Linked DNA regions of Homo sapiens: region 1 is linked to region 2. A link is a contact called in ENCODE Hi-C or POLR2A ChIA-PET data. All regions are on one chromosome and are shown on one strand. The core of a region is the stretch at or near the end of the contact, and the rest is flanking DNA. Distances in the headings are between cores, read along the strand shown. Region 1 overlaps LOC105378569 (a long non-coding RNA gene). Region 2 holds the start of STK32C (serine/threonine kinase 32C).

Evidence for each region. A loop is a pair of places that touch in the nucleus more often than their neighbours do. ChIA-PET counts read pairs that join two places held with the same protein, here RNA polymerase II (POLR2A). Pooled maps may share reads with other maps.
Region 1: a map of body of pancreas shows a loop between it and region 2 (2.0-fold over the local background). The contact joins the enhancer-like site here to the promoter of STK32C in region 2. A Hi-C loop is called at or near these places in 13 of 168 maps with a recorded cell type or tissue (B cell, CD14-positive monocyte, CD4-positive, alpha-beta T cell and 8 more), 15 of 37 single-sample maps with no recorded cell type and 23 of 50 pooled maps. POLR2A ChIA-PET finds 5 or more read pairs at or near these places in 1 of 52 experiments (AG04449).

Annotation. Positions count from the first base shown.
Region 1 is chr10:132,465,121-132,471,492 of GRCh38, reverse strand. It overlaps LOC105378569 (a long non-coding RNA gene), which reads right to left. Exons shown (of 3, transcript XR_007062343.1): 3 at 3,402-6,372. Among named protein-coding and RNA genes, the nearest start is that of LINC02870, 23 kb to the right of the region's middle. RefSeq lists an enhancer at 5,652-6,242. Within about 2 kb of position 3,617, at least 12 of the 41 ENCODE cell types and tissues checked have a DNase peak (open chromatin) inside an H3K27ac peak, as active enhancers do; they include body of pancreas and ovary, where a contact is called at or near this core.
Region 2 is chr10:132,304,838-132,310,904 of GRCh38, reverse strand. STK32C (serine/threonine kinase 32C) reads left to right here and starts at 2,955. Exons shown (of 12, transcript NM_173575.4): 1 at 2,955-3,333. The coding sequence starts at 3,072. RefSeq lists enhancers at 1,142-1,684, 1,685-2,229 and a silencer at 2,482-3,131.

The DNA.
Region 1 (6,372 bases), core at 2,368-4,867, 160 kb before region 2:
GAGAGGATATGCTTGAGGAACTCTGTCCCCAGGGATGGGAGGGCCAGAGAGTCCACTCTGCCTTAGGACTTAGCTAAACTCCCACCTCCCAGCCTCCCCTGTGGCCATAGACTCAGCACATGCCCCTCAGAAGAACCAGTGGTTTGTTTGAGCCCCTCGAGTTTCCAATCTGCCTTTAGCTCCGTGGCAAGCACCAAAAGTTTTGCCATTTCTCTTTGTCCAGAAGTGGCCTCTTGTCTGGGCCAGACCGGTGTCCAGCCAGCAGGCAGCTGGGAAACACTCGGCTCAGCTTGGGGGTGCTTGTCCCTTGCCTAGTTGCCTCTACAGCTCTCTGATGCCCTTGGAGGCAGGATTCTCACACACCCCCTGGCTTTTTCTCGTCGTGGTTGCAGGATCACTGGCCTGCCGTGGGCTGCCACCTCCCACGTGGAAGTGGAACTCTCCATGAGCTTTTTGTTCCATCTTGTCGCTAACCCAGCCTCTGAACCTCTCACCACATCACTCCTCCCTCCGTGCGGCCTCGTCCCCTCCGTGGTTTCATAAGCGTCTGCAACACACCACACACCTGCTTGCTGATAGTTCAGCAGCGTAAAGAATCTGGTTTAAAATCGTTTTGCCCCAGAACTTTGAAGACATCGTCTGTGATTTCTAGCTTTAGTTGTTGCTAGTGAGGACATTGTGTGCTGGGGGCGTTCTGGGATCCGCCTCCGCGGCAGTACCAGGGGACTCCCATGCCCTCTGCCTTCTAGTTGGGTTTGGCAAAGGGAGGAACTGGCAGGAGATGGAGGTGGGAGGAGAGCAAGATCAGGCCTTTTCTTTCCTGATACCCCACCAGGCTGCTCTGGGTGGGCCCATCTCTTAACCAAGGCTGCTGCCCGTGTGAGGGTCTCCTGGCAACAGCTTGCCTCCCAGGGTTCCTGTTAGGGGGGTGCCAGCTCTACGCTCCTGATCCCGAGACGTGGCTCAGTCTTCCGAGTCTCCTTTAAGCCGCACACACACTTCCAGAGGCCCTTTCGTTAAGCACCACTCAAAGCACAAAACCACAAGGGCCCAGGCGGCCGCAGGATGAAACACCGCAAGTGTCCCGGGAAGGCAGGTTCATTACTTGGAGAAAAAATAAAATTATATTCCTAGCCAAGTGTTCACATAAATCAATTCCAGGTGGGCTAGAGAATAAATAAAAAAGCAAATCATTCTATAAATAAAAACACATACGTCTGTAAGTATTGCACCAATTTTGAATTTGATAAGAACTTTCTAAGCATAAACCAAACAGTCTTCATCAAGGGAAAATATGTACAAATTTGAGTGCATAGAATTTTAACATTTTTATTTATAAAAATACCTTAAATAAATTAAAAGTCAAGTGACAAACAGGAAAAAGTATTTGCCACAGATGAAGAACCACAAAACTAATTTAAAAAAAAACAAATATCCCAGTAAAAAAATGGAGAAAGACCAGCCTAAGACGATTTAAATGAAACAAATCAAATGTCCAAAGTAGAAATGCTTAACATCTCTAGTCATCAGATAAATTAAATTAAAACTACGTACAATTTATCCTGTATCAAATCCCCTCTCCCCTGCCCCTTGGGTCCAATCTGAGGGCCCCTAACAGTTCCGCCTTTGAGGCAGCCCTGCGCCCCGTGGGACACCCCTCCTGTGCTGTGAGCCACTTTGACTCTGTTGATTTCAGACGGTGCCCTGAGATTTTCCTCCCACTACCCAAAAGGCCATTAACATATTTTCCTAAACAAATAGGCAGTTTCCCCTGGAGACAGACTCACTGGGACTTGGCAGCCCACCAGAGCACAGAGCCCGCCGCTCAAAGTCAGAACCCAGAAAGCAAAGCTCGCCCCACTCTGCGGCTGGTCTCCAGGCTGGTGAAAGTCAAGGCCATTACCAAGCCCCTGCTCTTCCCCTCCAGCCCCCTGCCTGCCCCAAACTGCCCCCCTGGCCTGGCCTCTGGGACCTGCAGAGGTTTCCCACCTGTGCTTGCCTGAGGCCTTACAGTCAGATCTTTTACCCTAATGCCCCTCCTGGGACAGGCCCCAGGGAACCAGCCCCACCCCGTGGCTGGACACCTGCCGCTGCCCCAGCCCTCCTGGCTGAGCCCTGTTTCACCCTCGCTGGGGCAGCCCTGGTCACCGAGCCTAGCTTTCACGGGTTTATTGTCCTCTGGTGCCCCGGGGCAGGCTCGATCGGGCAAGGAGAGTCCCAAGCAGGGTCAGCGTGCCAGGGACAGGCTGGAAGGGCCGAGCAGACGCTTGCCATCAGGCCTTCCCGCTCCGGGTTTTGGGGTGAGGTTGTGGTTTTCTTCTATTTTATAAATGTTCTACAATTTTATTATTAAATAAGTCAGGAGCCATTATTATTATTATTATATTATTATTTTCAGGGAAAACAAGCATCAAGTGGGCCCACTGAGTTTTCTTCTTGGTGAAGGAAGGGCCAGAGCTTGAACTGAGGCAGACGGCGGAGGGGGACTCTGCGGCTCTTGGGACCTGCTGACCCCTGGGCAGGGGGCAGGGGCTGCAACAGCCGTGGCCACGGGGCTGCAAACATCAGCCTAGCAGTGTCCCGTGGCCCAGGGCAAGGGGCCAGTGCTGCCAGAGATTCCTGAGGCCCTGGTGGGTGGGAGACAGAACCCCAACCCCCAACACCCCCACCACTGTCCAGGAGGCAGGAAGAAGTGCCCACAGGGGCAAGGACCGCGTGAGGGTCAACAGGCCCAAGAGGCCCCAGAAAAGACTCGGAGAGCTGCTGCAGCCCCTTCAGAACAGCCAGCACTGTCTACACTCTCTAGGTGCCGCTAGACCCCTCCCCTCCCCTCCCCTGCTTTCCCTCCCCTCCCCCGCCTTCCATCTCCTCCCCTCCCCTGCCTTCCCTCCCCTCCCCTCCCCTGCCTTCCCTCCCCTCCCCTGCCTTCCCTCCCCTCCCCTCCCCTGCTTTCCATCTCCTCCCCTATCCCATCTCCTCCCTCCCCTCCCCCTGCCTCCCATCTCCTCCCCATCTCCTCCCTCCCCTCCCTTTCCAGCTTCTTCTCCTCCTCCCCTTCTCCCTCCCCGAACTCCCTCTCCTTCTCCCTCCCTTCTTCCCTCTCTCCCTTGGTTCCTCTCTCCCTCCCTTGCCCTCTCCCTCTTTCCTTGCCTCCTTTCATTTCAGCGTTGAGCGGGATGAATGGGCGTGAAGACCCTCAGTCTCCCCTTGTATGCAGGCAGGGAGGTGGACCTGAGTCCTGTCAGCGCCAGACCAGCAGGACTCTGACCACCCCCAGAGCGGCACCCTGTCCCTCACCTCCCCAACACCCCCACGACCCTGGCGCCTCCCAGGGGCTGTTCCCCCGTCCCCTCCCGCCCTGGGAGCTGGCGTTGCCCCGCCTGCCTGGAGCCGGCCTTGGGGCCGCACAGCTCTGCTCAGTAGCGTTCCTCCCTTCCTTAGCCTTGAGCCTGAGACAGGTGTCCCCTGGCCCCACCCAGCACCTTGTGCTCATGCACCGCGTTGAACCGTGGCTGGCCCTGGGAGGGGGATATCCTCCCTTGTGAGGACGTGAGGGGCTGCAGGTCAGAGGCAGCTGGTGTCCTGCCCTCCTCCTGCCCCCAGGCAGAGTCCTGGGCAGGTGGCCTTGGTGGACGGGCATCTTCCTGGGCCCTCGGGAGCCGCGGTAATGAGCTGTTGCGTAAGCGCTCACCTTTCCTCTCTGGGCGGCTCTAAGGGCTTTTTGATTTAATTGCCAGTGTATTTCCAGAAGCAAAATCTGGGGCACTGTGGTGAGAGCAGCCTGGGGAGACTGGGCAGCAGGTGGGGCCAAGGCTTCCCCACCCCTGGGAGGGCAGCCTCGGCCCGGGCAGAGGCTGGCTTTGGGGGGATGCTGGACATGGGCCGGGTGGTGAGCTGAGCCGGGGCCTGGCGCCCCCTCCTCGAGTCAAACGCCCTCTGCCGAGGGTCCCTCCCCCCACGGAGCATCACATGGGGCCCCTCCTCCCCTGCTCAGCTCACGCCCCCACCCGGTCAGCTGGCACTCTCCCTGACTGTCTTTCATCAGGCAAATGGCTGAGTGCTGGGCACAGCCACGGTCCACAGGCCACAGTTACCTGAGGCCTCCTTTTTCAAATTGTCACCCAGGTGTCACCTGCGTGGACCCTGCCGTGTCTCTACCTAAGGGCTCCCCAGCTCAGTGGGTGACACATGGCCCTGGCCAGCTGAGAGCACTGAGGTGGCTGGAGGAGCAAGAGTCTTTCTGTCCAGCACCCAGGGCCTCACAGGGCTGAGCCTCCCTGGCTTTGGCGTCCCCACGTGCAACAGGAAAGGCGGGTCAGGGGAGTTCTGGACTGACCCAGGCCGCCCAGCTTCTCAGGGCTTGCGGTGGGCCTGCCATCCACCTCCAGGGCCAGCTGGGGTGGGGAAGGAAGCAGGACCTCCAGCCACAGGCCGATGGCTCCTTTGGGGAAACCGAGACTTCCATCTGCCTGGCACCTCTTCCCGCCCCGTTGGAAAAAGGACCCTTTCCCACGGAACCTGCACCAAGGCGATGGCCCCACTGGCTTTCTTGCTCCCCGGCCACACAGGGTGGACCCCTGGTCTAGGCCTGGCTCAGGGTAGGGTCCAGTCCACTGGCACTCAGGGAAGCGCTCCCTCTCCTGAGTCTCCAGTCCTGGGGGGTCGGTCCTTTTGGAGCCTTCTCTACAGTCCAGGGGCAGAGCCTGCCTTGGGAGGAGGCGGCGTGGAGGGTGTGATGGAGACCGGGCTGGTCTGAAGCCCTCTGAGCGGAAGGGAGCTCCTTCCCGGGGGCCGAGGACAGCAGGCTCAGCAGGCCAGACGGTGGTGGGAGGAACTGCAGGGTGCCGGGGTGGGCCGGGCACGTCCTTGGGCACCAACCAGGCGGGGCCGTGTGTGACAATTTTAGAAAGGATTTGATATTTGTTATTTCAAAAAAGGCATCCAAGCTGTCTCTGTGGGAAAGAACAGAACTCTGACCTTTCACCCATTCGATGGCTTAGTGCTGTTGTTATTTCAAATCATACACAGGGGGCACCCTGATCCTTCAGCGCCAGGGGCCTCAGAGGGTCTCAGCTGGAAGTTTGCATGCAGGGCCGGGCGGGTTTGAGTTGAGCACACAGAGCAGAGGGGTGGCAATGTGGGCACGACCTCAGCCCGGCACCCTGGCCTGAACCAGGCCTTGGCAGCCTGTCTGGGGCAGGCTGGGCTGTGCTGTGGCCACAGGAGGGGCCCGGTGGGGGCTGCATCCCCTCTGGCATCCCAGGGCCAGCCTGACTGCAGCCTCATGGCTCCTGAACACCCTCCAGCTGGGTCCCAGTGGTGCCCCTCAGGCCCTGTCCCTGGACCAGCCCTCACTCAGAGCCACCAAGGGGGTCTGTTGGGAGGGGGCTGGCCGGCCTCAACCTGCGGGCCCGGGCGTCTCACCTGTAAGGTGACCTGGACGGGACCAGACATGACCCCTGTCCTGCACAAGGCCCCCTGCGTGGTCCGGGTGCCTGGGCTTCCCCATCTGTAAAATGGGAGCGTGACCCTGACCTTATGCAGGGCTTGTGAGGGTCACCGGCTAGGCCTGCACGTGGTGCTCAGCGCCATACCTGGCGTCGTGGTCACTCGTCTTCCTGCTCCGCCCCCCGGGCCCTCCTGATGTCACGGAGACAGAGCCGCCTCCCTTCTGCCGCCCCCTCGCTCAGGGCGTGGTGGGGACTCCAGCTGGTTCTCCACGGCCTCCTGAGCAGGGGCTACAGCCTGGGCCACCTCCTCCTGCTCTGAGCACGCAGGCCAGAGAGCCCCGAGCGGAGGGCCGGGTGCGGTCTGTGAGGCTGCACACTCCTGCTTCTGGGGCCTTCCCCAGGCTGGGCTCGGTGTGACTGACGGAGGCTGCGGAGCTCTTCCGGCTCTGAGCCAGGCACGGAGGCCGGGCTGTGAGTCTCCAGAGGGGCTGTCGGACACGCACCTGAGGGTCCGTGAGGGCCAACGAGCCGTTCAGTAGCAAAGACCTTCCTAAGGGAGTGTGTCCTGGGGCAGGCTGGGCCCGGAAGGATTGCGGCGGGGGGCTGCAGCTGTGTAAGCACGGGGAGGGTGGCGCTAGCGAGGAGGAATTGCTGGGGAGCAGTCCTTGACTGGTGACTACACGCAGGGAGGATCTGGCTTGTGGGACCTTACCCTGGGGATGGCAGGGCAGGGTGGGGCGGGGCAGGGCAGGGCAAGGCAGGGCAGGGCAGGGCAGGGCAGGGTCTGGCTCTGTGCTGCCCACTGGGCTGTATCCACAGGGCATCCGCAGGGCCGCCAGACACTGCCCAAAGCCACCAGCACCCACCCTGGACTCTGCAGAAACCAGCCTTGCACCCTCAGGGAAGGCCGTCAGCCTTTGAG
Region 2 (6,067 bases), core at 1,706-4,205:
CGGACACCTGGCCTCCCTTGGGCTACTCGTTCATGCTCCGGCCTCAGCATCAAGGTCACCTGCTCAGAGACTCATGCTGGACTACCCAAGCTAAAGTGGTCCCACGATCATGCACGTGCTGCCCAGCCATGTGCCTTCCTGTGTGCTCCTGCGTGCTAGACGTCAGTGCACTGAATGCATTTATCTGTCACATTGTCACTTGGTCTCCTGTCATTGGAAGGGGCAGACACCATCGCTGCCCTAATGAAGTTGACGTTCCCGGGCAGCATGGGCACACAGGGGAACTCAGGAATTCTCTACTGGCCTCACTGCCCCTTCCCATCCACAGCTGACTCTGTCCCAGCCTCAGTCCCTCCCAGCATCCCCCTAGAACTTCAGAGCTACCTCCCATGAGGCACCAGGGGTTGGCATCCTCTTGGGGACAGCAGTTCCTGACCCCTCCTGTCTCATGCCTACACTGTGCACCTCTTAACGCTCAGTCTTGTGTTTGCCTGGACCCTGAGCCGTGGCTGGACAGTACAAGAGTTGCACCTGGACAGTACAAGAGTTGTGCCCTGAGCCCACAGGCCCCTCCAGGGCTGATCTGCACTGGCCAAATCTTAGGACCCGGCATTCTTTTGGGAGCTGCTGTTTCCCTACAGATCCTTCCTGTTTCCTGACTGAGAGGCAGGTGCCTGGCTTGGTGTTTGAGGCTCACAGCAAGGGTGAGGTTGGAGGGTCTCCTAGTTAAGTGTGCAGATGTCCCCATGAACCCCTCTGCCCCCCTGCACTCTTGTCTTCTGCAGGACTTGGTATCCCTAGGTCAAGAGCCCCTTTGGACCCTCAGACCAGAGGACTGTCCATCCCCAACTGCCCGGGCCGGGGAGGCGTCCTGGGCTCTGGCTGTATTCACATTCTCCCGCCTTTTGGGGTCCTGGTTACCTGCAGGTCCTCAGCCTCTCCAATCTTCAGAGTCAGCTTTCTACCTGCTGTCTGAAGTCTATTAACATGTCTTCCCTTCTCCTGTTCCCTCTTAGGTGGTGGTGGGGACGTTATATCTTTTATTCCTTTTCTGCCACTTTTAGGGGTCAGAGGGAGAGGAGGAGAGGCGATGATGTAAGTTCAGAGGCTGCGTGTTTTGGGAGGAGCCCTGGGGAGTCTGATGTGTGCACCGGGTACGCAGGGTTCCAGGCACTGCCCTGCCTTGGTACCTCCCCTTCCAAACGCTCCTTCACCACTCCTGCTGGGATGGGCACCGAGGGCTTCCTCTGAGGCAGGTGCTGAACCCACTGCCTTCTGCGTGCCTGCTGGAGAATGGCAACTTTGAGGGAGAGCAGGGAACAGAGCTTCGCAGCTGCAAGGGCTGAAAACTCGGCTCTGTGCACTGGAAGTTAGAGACCGATGCGTTTGTGCTAGCCAGGCAGGGAGAGCTGCGGTGGCTGGTTGGTCAGGTAACCTAGGTTATGCTGCCATAAAAATACCCTCTAAATCTCAGTAGTGAAATGCATGCCATGTGTCCTAAGCGGGTGCATGTCCAGGTGGGTGCATGTCCTAGGCGGGTGCATGTCCAGGCGGGTGCATGTCCAGGCGGGTGCATGTCCTAGGTAGATGGGCATGGTTCCATTCCTTATAGTCCCCAAGGGATGGGGGCTCCTGTTGGCCCAGAAGCCACACAGACTTCCCGTGCTCACATTTCATGCATCAGGCGGTTAGGGCGGGCGGCCACACTGAATGTCAAAGGCCGTGGGGAGGCAGGGCTCACAGTGGCTGAATGACAGGGTAGACAGTTGTGTGCGGTGGGAGGGACGGGAGCGGGAGACACTGGCCTTGGAGCCATGTTGGGGATCCGCTCATCGTCCGGGCGGGCAGCAGGAAATCCCATCTAGGATTTCACCGAGGAGGAAGAGACCCCGTCTTTGTGTCCTGGTTACAGGGCAGAACTTAAGGAGGTAAAGGCTTCCTAAAGTCAAACAGCCCGGTAGCAAAAACTGATTCTTCAGTGACAAGCGCCAGGGGCAGGCGGCGAGGCTCCATGCAGAGCCGCGCCTTCTCCAGGGCACTCCAAGGCGCCCAGCACTTTCCGCGCAAGGTCGCGCCTGGCCCTGCGCAGGGGCAGAGGTGCCCGGAGGTCAAGCCGCGCCCCAGGCCTCCGAAATACGCCGAGTGCCGAGGCCCCTGTCGCATCTGGACAAGGGGACCCTGGGCGACTCGGGCACGCGGTCTCAGGCCGGACGGGGGTCGCGAGGATGGCACGGGGGTGCCCGAGAGCGCGGGCGCACGTGCTCAGGGCTTAGCGCCCACCCCAGGCGCCCGCGTGTGCGCGCGCGCAGCCAGGCCCGCCCTGCCCCACCCCACCCTCTGGCGCAGCGCTTGGACTCAGCCTGCCGCCTCCTGACCGTGAGCCGGGCTCTGCCCGGCAGATTCCCGCCGCCCGCATCCCGGGCCTGCAGCCCGGCCTCACCCTGCGCAAAGCAGAAGGCTGGAGTTTAGGGCTCCCCGCACTGGGCGGCGGAAGCCCGCGCGCCGGCTGTTTTCACGAAGAAGGCAGGGGAGGGAGGCCCCCGGAGACCGCGAGAAGGTCCCGCCGCCGTGCCGGGCACAGCAGTCCCCGTGCCAGGGACGCCGACCTCCGGGGCCCCAGGATACCCGTGGGGACGCTCCCTGCCTCCCTCGCTCTCGTACCCGCCGTCTAGTCTGAGCCGTGGTCCCCGTGTCCCGGCGAACCACAGCCCCCATCCCTAGACTGGTGGCGGCCACCCACTCCCTAGCGACACTCCAGGCACTAGCCCCGCCCCTGCCCCGCCCCCGGCTCGGCCCCGCCCCTACCCTTCCCGAAGCTCCGCACCTGCCACGCCCCGGCGCTCAGCTCCGCCTCGACCCCTTCCAGGAGCTCCGCCCCGCCCCCGCCCCTTCCAGAAGCCCCGCCCCTGCCCCGCCCCCAGCGCTCGCAATCTACGGGGCGGGTTCCACCGCCCAGAAGAGCGCACGGCGGGCGCTGCCGGCCCCGAGCGCTCCCGCTACCACTGCCGCTCCCGGCCCTGCCGGCCGGCCATGCCCCGAGTTCCGGCTGCCGCGCGCACCCAGACCCGGCGATGAGGAGTGGCGCCGAGCGCAGGGGCAGCAGCGCCGCGGCGTCCCCGGGCTCGCCGCCCCCCGGCCGCGCGCGCCCCGCCGGCTCCGACGCGCCCTCGGCCCTGCCGCCGCCCGCTGCTGGCCAGCCCCGGGCCCGGGACTCGGGCGATGTCCGCTCGCAGCCGCGCCCCCTGTTTCAGTGGAGCAAGTGGAAGAAGAGGATGGGCTCGTCCATGTCGGCGGCCACCGCGCGGAGGCCGGTGTTTGACGACAAGGAGGACGGTGAGTGCGGGCACGGGGACGACGTGGGGGCCGCGCGCTATTGCAGGGGCGGGCGCGGCTGGGCGGCTTTTTCCCGCAGGGGTTCCCCCGGTGTCCGGGACGGCTTCCCGGGGCGCCCCGGCTTCCGGAGAAGCTCGCGCCGGGTGGCTGCGGCCCCACGCGAGTTCTGGGCGCCCGCCCGCGTCCTCCGTTTCTAGTGGCGGCGCCGCAGGAGGAGCAGGCTGGGCCCGGGCCCTCGGGGCGAGGGTCCCCCGCGGCTGTGGCGTCTCCGGGCTTGCGCGCGCCTCCGCCCACCGCCCGTGGCAGCCCTGCTTTCCGCTTTCCGTGATCCGCTCGGGCCCACGTGCGGGCTCGTTTGTACTTTGCAGTTAGAGAGGCGCTCACCTGTGCCGCCCGAGTGCGAGTGAGGCTCCTGCCCCACAGGTGGCGGGGCCCGGCCGCTCAGAGGCTCAGTCTCCTTGGTGACCGCGCGGTGTCCATCCTCTGCTCACCCATGTGCGCTGGAGGCAGGGCCAGGCCGTTGTGCAAAGACCTGCCCTGCCAGGAACGAGTGCGCTGCTGAGTCCTGTAGATAAAGCCGCCAACCCCGGGGACTGGTGTCTCCTGAGTGACCGTGCAGCCGTGGGCGCCATAGAAAGCAGAGAAGGCAGGTGAGGTGACATGGGACAGGCCTGCAGGGACACCTCCCGGGGTGCCAGGGGGCCCCGGGGACCCCCGAATTATCACCTGCAGGGAGATGTGGTGCCGCGTCTGCCTGTGGGCACTGTAATACAGTCACATGCAGACATACAGCTCTTTTCTACAGGTAACATGCAAATCATTTAAAATCGTACATTGATGACACATTTCATGTTTTTTGACATTTTCTTAAAATACTTGAAATGTGCATTTTTCATTTATAGATAGCGTGCAGAGGTATGATGGATCCTTCAAAATTTTAGAGCCCAGCGCTCAGGAGCCAGGCTATTTACTTGCGATAAATAATTTAAGCATTATGGGAAATTACAGTAATACGACCTCAGGCCGGCGTTGGTGAGTGTGGGGCCGTGCACCGCCGTTCCTCCGGGAGACGGCACCGGGGATTCATGGTGTGCTGCCTAGAAGGAGGGCTGAAGGCCCAGCCACACCAGGCCCCACACGCTCCAGGGTGGCCCGTCACTGTGTCCTGAACTTCGGGACAGCAGAACTCACGATGGTGAATGTTTGAGAAATGTTTTTGTTTTTAACATAAATATTCAAAGTAAAGAAAGCCCAGAGTGAACTAGGAGCTGATCAGGAGGCAGATTTGCCTCTCGTTTCTGGCTGCGGGTTGAGAGAACGTCTGAGAAACGCATCTGGTTTAGCACTTGCTGGTGTCAGCCAAGAGCTGGCTGCTCTTCTGGGTCTCGGCACCGTGCTCTCCGGGGGTGGGAGTGGAGACAGTGGTGTGGCACTGGGCTGCCTTCAGCTTTGTAGGGTAGACTTCCCTGTGTGTTCACAGTGTGTTATGTCACAGAATTCAAGGATCACTAGAAAGGCAAAAAGAGCAAGCACAGAGTCTGTCTGTGGGGCTCACGGTCTGACTTGGGAATTCTTTCACATCCCCAGCATCACCGTATTTGCCTGTAGTAGGACGGCAGAGATTCGGCTGACGGTGTCCCACGGATGCTGCTGGCTCCGTATGGCTTGGTATGCAGCCACATCCCCAAACTGAGCACCCGCCGGGACTCAGCTGGGCTTTGTGTGGTGAAATCAGGAGGGCAAGACTAGGCCCTGGCCCGAATAGCAGAGGACATCTCTGGGCGGTGACCGCTTCCCTCCGCTTCTTCCTGTCACTGGCAGGGCACAGACAACTTGGGAGTCATAGCACAGGGTTTGCAGAAGAATGTTCTGCACCTCTGAGTGTGGATGCCGGGGACTCGTGTTGGTGGAAGGGATTCAGTTTGGAAGGAGAAAGGAGAGTCTTTTAGGAAGGGACTGTTGCCCCTGAGTCCCACCCCTTTCAGGTTGGTGCAGTCATTTGCCTGGTACTTTCGTGGCCCCGTGGCAGCACTGGCTTAAGGAGGCCCTGGTGCTGTGTTGGTGTCTCGAGTTTACTGAATCTGCACGGTTGCTATGGCAATGCTAGACCTTCCGATGAATTTTTTAGATTAAAACACCTAATTAATATATCAAATTTAGTATGCAGAGAAAAGGAAAAAAGAAATTAAGAGTGCTGTTTAACAAAGTGCCAGGTAAATTTCAACTGATAGGCATAGTTGCGACATATAAGACTAAATGTCCTCTGTTCCTTTTAATCCTTGTGGACTCCAGAACCATTTTCCTAATTTGGCAGATATTTGGTGCATGTACAGAATTCTCTGCACGTCTTTGTCATGCCAGAACTGAGGGTCTCCAGTTTTCCTTCCCCTCAGCCCCTCACATGCTCCCATTCTATCCCTTCTCTGACTTCGGTGAAAAATTCATTTTTGGGGTTGAACTTGGTTAGGGGGTCTTTCTGCTGCTGCTCTGCACCAGAGCTGCATGGCGTTGGGCGAGCCCCTTCATTCCTCTCTGTCTTGGTGTCCTGGTGATACCAAGTGAACCTGAGAGGAGGCTCCGGTACCTTCCCGCTAAGCAGCTCTGCAACCTGGGGGGCGCTCGCCCGTCTCGGGGTCACAGCATTGAGTCTCCAGCCTGACGTGGCATTAGCCCGCCAGCAGGAAGTAGCTCCTCCCTGAGGGGCTTTGCCTTCATCTGGGGAAGGCTGGAGTGG